Linked DNA regions of Homo sapiens: region 2 is linked to region 1. The links are chromatin loops, found by intact Hi-C in ENCODE. Cell type or tissue: CD4-positive, alpha-beta T cell. All regions are shown on one strand. Each heading gives the region's core, and the rest is flanking DNA. Links, peaks and the distances in the headings are about the cores only.

What was found. A loop is a pair of places that touch in the nucleus more often than their neighbours do. Peaks named below come from ENCODE experiments on the same cell type or tissue, not always from the same donor. Only the 100,000 strongest peaks of a DNase experiment are listed, where the experiment ranks them.
Region 2: it touches region 1 in a loop (13-fold over the local background); 5 of 110 quality-filtered maps call a loop at or near these places.

Annotation. Positions count from the first base shown.
Region 1 is chr9:36,399,666-36,402,561 of GRCh38, forward strand. RNF38 (ring finger protein 38) reads right to left here and starts at 604. Exons shown (of 12, transcript NM_022781.5): 1 at 432-604. The coding sequence starts at 443. LOC124902152 (a long non-coding RNA gene) reads right to left here. Exons shown (of 2, transcript XR_007061475.1): 1 at 2,229-2,896; 2 at 1,800-1,920. RefSeq lists an enhancer at 564-633 and silencers at 844-1,173, 1,204-1,663. In CD4-positive, alpha-beta T cell, for the core only: no CTCF peak of the experiment used is centred there; DNase peaks (open chromatin) are centred at 676, 1,256 and 1,606; H3K4me3 peaks cover 1,902 bases; H3K27ac peaks cover 2,120 bases.
Region 2 is chr9:37,464,007-37,466,902 of GRCh38, forward strand. ZBTB5 (zinc finger and BTB domain containing 5) reads right to left here and starts at 1,444. Exons shown (of 2, transcript NM_014872.3): 1 at 1,209-1,444. RefSeq lists enhancers at 366-1,051, 1,052-1,737, 1,738-2,423, 2,424-2,896 and a silencer at 1,272-1,371. In CD4-positive, alpha-beta T cell, for the core only: no CTCF peak of the experiment used is centred there; DNase peaks (open chromatin) are centred at 755, 1,715 and 2,495; H3K4me3 peaks cover 2,500 bases; H3K27ac peaks cover 1,897 bases.

The DNA of each region.
Region 1 (2,896 bases), core at 185-2,684:
GTATGTGGTTTCGTATTATCTCTACAAAAGTTCTATTTCTTCCATTAGACGGTGTTCCCTGAAGATAGGAACAATTTTACTTCGATTCCAACTGTCCCTATAAAAGGGAATTTTTTTTAAAGCCTACATACAAGGTTTGTTTGCTATTGAAAAAAATTTACGGTAAATTTTCAAGTATAACAACACTCGCAATCAAGGCCAAACAGAATACAGCAGACTTGCAACTCTAAGGTAACAACTGTATTATGAGCTTTGTATACATTTAAGTTTTCATACGTTAAGTCCACCGCTTAAGAAAAAAGAAATGGCAATTCATATAATGGTGGCAATAATTACATGTGTGTGTTTCTACTTACGGTAGAATTAGCATACCCAACTTTTACTGAATAATAGCATATATCATTTTTGCAACACAAAGAAAAATACTTTACCTTACAAGCCATACAGACGTAAACAAAAACTTTATTTCTTTTTGGACCTCAATAACCTGAAACACTCCCGTTTCAAAAACCAACCTCTCTCACGCTTCAACCCTGAAAGGAAGAACTTGCATCCCCTGAGAACAAAACGCAGCCTATCCAGAAACCCACGGAAGCAGAAGGACGCCAGAGAGGACCCTTTCGACCGGGTTCCGCGTTCTCCTGGGTGACATCATTTCACCTGCGTCTCGGCAAAAAGGGAGGGAGCGAGAGAGCGAGGCCATCTGCCGGGCAGCGGGCCGGCGGCTCCGCGAGCTGAGACCGCGCCTCCTCGCCACCGCGGGAACAAAGAGCGCCGGGCGGCCGAGGCAAACCTTAGCCCAAGACTCGGGCGCGGCCCCGCAGGCTCTCAACGGCCCGCAGCCCGTCCCGCCCTCGCGCTGCAGCCAACGGCCGCGGCGGCCAGTACCTGCGAGGGGAGGCTCCGCCCTGCCGGGCAGCTCCCGCGGATCCTCGCTGGGCCGCCGCCTCCTATTGTGACTGCTCGCCCAGCCCGCGGCCAGCTCGCCAGATCCGCCGTCCGCGGGCCTCCTCACCCCCGGAACCCCGGCTCCAACTTAGGCACTGTCACTGCGCTTCCTTCCTCCCGGCACCATCACACGGGCCGCGCCAGGAAACGACGGCTGCACGCCCAGAGATGACAGAGTCGCCTAACGCCTCGGAGGCTCCATCCTCTCCGCCCCCACGCCCCAACCGACCGGGCCTCGGCCCCGTCCCGCAACACCGCACTAGGGGCCCGGCCCGGCCACGCCCCTCCCCGCCCCGCCGCGCCCCGCCGCACCCCGCCTCACCCCGCCTCGGCGATCACAGACCCGGGCTCCCTATGCGCCGGCGCACTGGCCTCCGCTGCGCGCGCAGGCGACTCCCCTCGCCGCTAGGCCGCGACACGCGCGGTCCTCCCACTTCTTGGGTCCGGGTCGCCCGTCCCACCCCGTCCCCTCGCCAGCACAAACCTAGCGAGCCCAGCGCGCCAGACCACCGGAGCGCTCCTCCCTTTTCCCCCAGGCTCCGCACCGCGCGCCGAACCCCCTTTGTTTCCACCCCGAGGGGGAAGGGGGCGGGGCGGGGCGGGGCGGGGCTGCGCGCGGCCCGGCGCACGACTCGGACCAGTTCCGGCAACAGAGCTCCGCGCGCAGCACCACTGCGCAGCCCCGCCCCAGCCCGCCCCCCGCTGCCCTGCGGACCGCAGGGCCCTGTTCCAATTCCTATAGATTTTCTCTTAGTAAATTGTTGCTACTGTTCCGTGCCTCCTACCTACAAAACTCCGCAATCAAACAGTAACTGACCTCACGTAGTTCTTACAGCATAAATGCATTCACGTGGCCCGAAAAGTAAGAATTTTTATTGCAGTACACAAAGGTGTCTCTCAATGCAGCAAGCCAACAGGTTCGAACCCAACTTGTCCGAGGCTTCCTTAAGTGTGACAGTTGCTCAGATGTCGCTTGGGGAGGGGAAATAAGAACAAAGATTGAAGCCGGCTTGGCTCCTGTCCTGATAATCACGATACAAGAGAGAAAATAAAAATTTCCACAAAAGCACAATCCATACAAGGAAAAAATAGTAAAGTGGTATCAGACTTAAGGAGAGAGGGCAGTCAAGAGGACATCATGGAAGGGGTGGACTTTTTAAAGCAGAAATTAGATGTTTCCCGCAAGGATGGTGATCATATTTTAGGGTGGTAGAGTAAAATTATTAAGGACCAGTCAACAGAAAACTCGGGTTTTCAAGTTCTAGTTCTTTTGGCATTACTTAAACCAGTCTCTCTTTCCCTCTCTGGGCCTCAGCTGCAACCAGTAGAAAATGGGGGAAATCAGAGTAAATGTTGTTTCAGGACCTTCTGGACCTTGGACATTCTCTTTATGAACAACACTATATGGTAATTATTTATGTACACTTGTCTCCCATATCAGACTGAGCACCCAGACTCTGTTGGGACTGTGTAAACTAAACCCAAGGCCCAAGTCTAGTGCCAGAAACACAAGAGAAGGTGTTTAGCAACTGCTGAATCAAAGTTCCAGCAATAACATCATAGGTTTTGGAATTCCAGGACAAACAAAGAGAAGCTGGAAAGAGGTATTAGGTCCCTATGAACATATCCACCCCAAACCCATACTCGAATTATGTAACCCAGTTAACCAGCTGGCTGGCTCTCTCCCAAAGCAGCCAGTTTGGAGATGATCACATCTAAACTTGTTTTTTTTGTTTGTTTGTTTCACTTCAAGGTAAAGTGCCAACCATACCTTTAAGTTTATCCAATGTATCCTATTTTCTATCCTCTGTATCCCTCACAAATCGCAATCTACTGTGGATTCGCCTTCCAATTACAGATCTTCCACCAGAATCTAAGCTTAAAAAAAAAAAAAAAAATCCTCCCTACAGAACGCAGACCACCCTGAAGTAGCTTTTCCTCCAAGCTT
Region 2 (2,896 bases), core at 286-2,785, 1.1 Mb after region 1:
TGAACGGTTTCCTTTGGCTTAGGGGCTTTTCTCTAAAATTCCTTGTCTTCTTCCCATCTGGACTTTTCCCTCTGAACTATTAGCTTACTGCCAACCACCGTCCCCACAGAAATCACAAGAGTTTAGGCAAATGAAAAGCAAGTTCTGCCCAGCCTTTTACATCTAAGCACAACAGCCCATACTAGGACAACAAATTACCAATGACTTAATGACTAAGGCACAGCATTCTCTTCAACCTCTAAAGAAAAGCCCGTAATGTCCTCTACTTAATACAAGTGAAAAATATGAGAACATGTTTTGGAATATTTTTGCTTCAATTTTTGAAGGTGAAGAGTTCCTTCTATTAATTCAAGTTAACTAGAGTCAGAAGATACTACTTAGTAATCAACTTTACTGTGCTTTCACCTAAAATTTTTCCTCCAAATTATTTAGGATTTGCCTTCTGTTCAGAAAATTAGTTTCCACAATATCCTTCACTATGCCAGAATGCTGACTGACTTAAAAAAAAATGACCATTATGAAAGGAAAAAACTAACCTTCAACACCCCTTAATTCACTGCCTTTTATTATTTACATACAAATCTGTCCTCCAAACAGGAGAAGATGGGACGGCAGTGTCTTACCACCGCATCCCCCACAGCTCCTCGCACGAAGCCTGGGAGTAGTGGGCATTCAATAAATGCCTATTAAACACTTCAGTCCTCTCATAACAAGTTGGGGCATTCCGAAACACTGGCTCCACCCCTCCAGGGTCGGCCGCTGGCTCCCGATGGCAGTCTGCCTATGGCCTTGCTCTGGTGAAATGAAACCTCGTCGCTCAAGACCCAGGATGGGGGCAAGGGAGCCGTCCGACCACATCCCGCAGGGCAGCAGATCCTCTCTTCATCCCGCCAGGCCGCTGGTCCTGAGGCCTTTCCCACCCCATTCGGGAACCTACGTCGCCAGCCGGGGATCCACAGGAGTACCAGCCCCCGCCCCACCCCGCAGACAGCCTGGCGTCGGGACACCGGGGACGCCTGCGCAGAAGAACCCGCCTGGCCCCTTGGCTCCAACGGTAACAATGCTCCCCTCCGAAAGACAGCCAGAGTAGTCCGGGGGCACCAGTACACGTCTGCGCGCTCCCCGACGCCTTGGCGCGCCCCTGGTGCTCAACCTTCCCCACGTGAGCGCGCCCGCCATCACGATACTCGCTGACGGGGTCTCCTCACCTGAGTCGGGCTCCGCCCCCCTCCTCCTCGCTGAAGGAGGCGGTGACCCCTCTCCGATCGGACTCGGCAGTGTCAGAGGAGGTGGGAACGTCCTGACCAGCGTCTCCGTTACGGGACTTCCTCCCCCTTCCACCCGCCCCCCTCCCACCCCGCCTCTAGTCCCCTAGCTCCTCCAGCCAGTTCGCCGCAGCACTCTGAGAACACGGCGGCGGCGCCCGAGGATAAGCGGAAGTGACGTAATGCAAGAGCGCCTACTCCGCCCCATTCCGCCTCTCCCAGTTGGGCTGCAACCAATCAGCAATGGGAAGGGCGGGGCCGGGGTAGGAGTGCAGCCAGCCGGCGCGCGGAACCTGGAGGAATTTACTTAGCCCCCGGAAAAACTGACCAATCCACGGTCCCTGAAGTCTGGTTGTGTTTACTACCGACTGAATCCGTGAGCTCTCTGACCAATCACCCTTTGCCTTACAACATGTAAAACGGTTATCAAATGCCTTTTAGGGCGGGATTTATCACTAAACTGCTCCAGGTTTGGACTATAGAAATGCGGCTGTTCGCTGCAACCAATCAAAACCCTCTGTGGTTTAGGCTAGCGGGCTTTCCGCCTAAATCCGCCAATCACAACAACGACTGCGTGATGTCTGAGGGCGCCGGAGAGGCGGGCCCTCAGGGCAGGCCGTACCGCCATTGGCTGGTTCTGAAGGATTTTTCCACCCTCGTGGTGCCCGGCGCTTTAGTGACCCAGGGCTCTTCTCCGGGGTGAATTCCCTTCGCTGAACACACACACACACACACACGTAGAGGGCTGGAGATTGAGTTCCCACTTCATAGACGTTGGGAAAGATAAGATTCCAAAAAGCTCTTTAGGTTTAACTAAGCCAAAGTCCAGGGTGAAAACCGCGAATAAAAAACGCTGTCCATCGGATGGCAGTTAGGTCGGACCCCGCCCCTCGTCCAGTCCGGGTGGCTGCGCGTCTGGAAACGGTGGCGCCCCAGGAGCCCGGCGCTTGGCCCCGCACTCGGCTGCAGGTCAAATAAGCCTGTAGTCTGCATGCCCAGATTTATAATCACCTGCACTCCCCCCACAAAAAAATAGGAAGCGCTAAGCTCTCCCACTCCTGTCCCAAACGTGGAAGGGTCGCGGACTTGTATGGGACGCGGTCTGAAAAAAGCGAGCCCCGGGGCGACGCTCGGGTTTCCAGGTGCACCCTCGGAGGGAGAACCCGATCCCTGAGCATCGGACACTGGGGCCAGGGAAGAAACCCCCTTTCCTAGGGTGAGGACGGCAGAAGAAAGCTGCCTTCTCCGGCGCAGCGTGTCTGGGAGCGCTGCGTGGCTCTGGAGACAAAGGCAGGCCCGCGAACTCAGCTGGGTTCTTCTGGGGGTGGGGGTAAGGGTCTTGGAGGAGCTCCCAGAAAAATGGAACTCCCAGCCGGGCGCGATGGCTCACGCCTATAATCGCAGCAATTGGGAAGGCTGAGGCGGGCAGATCGCCCGAGATCAGGAGTTCGAGACCAGCCTGGCCAACATGGTGAAACCCTGTCTCTACTAAAAGTACAAAAATTAGCCGGGCGTGGTGGTGGGCGCCCGTAATCCCAGGCAACTACTCGGGAGGCTGAGGCAGGAGAATCGCTTGAACCCGGGAGGCGGAGGTTGCAGTGAGCTGAGATCGTGCCGCTGCACTCCAGCCT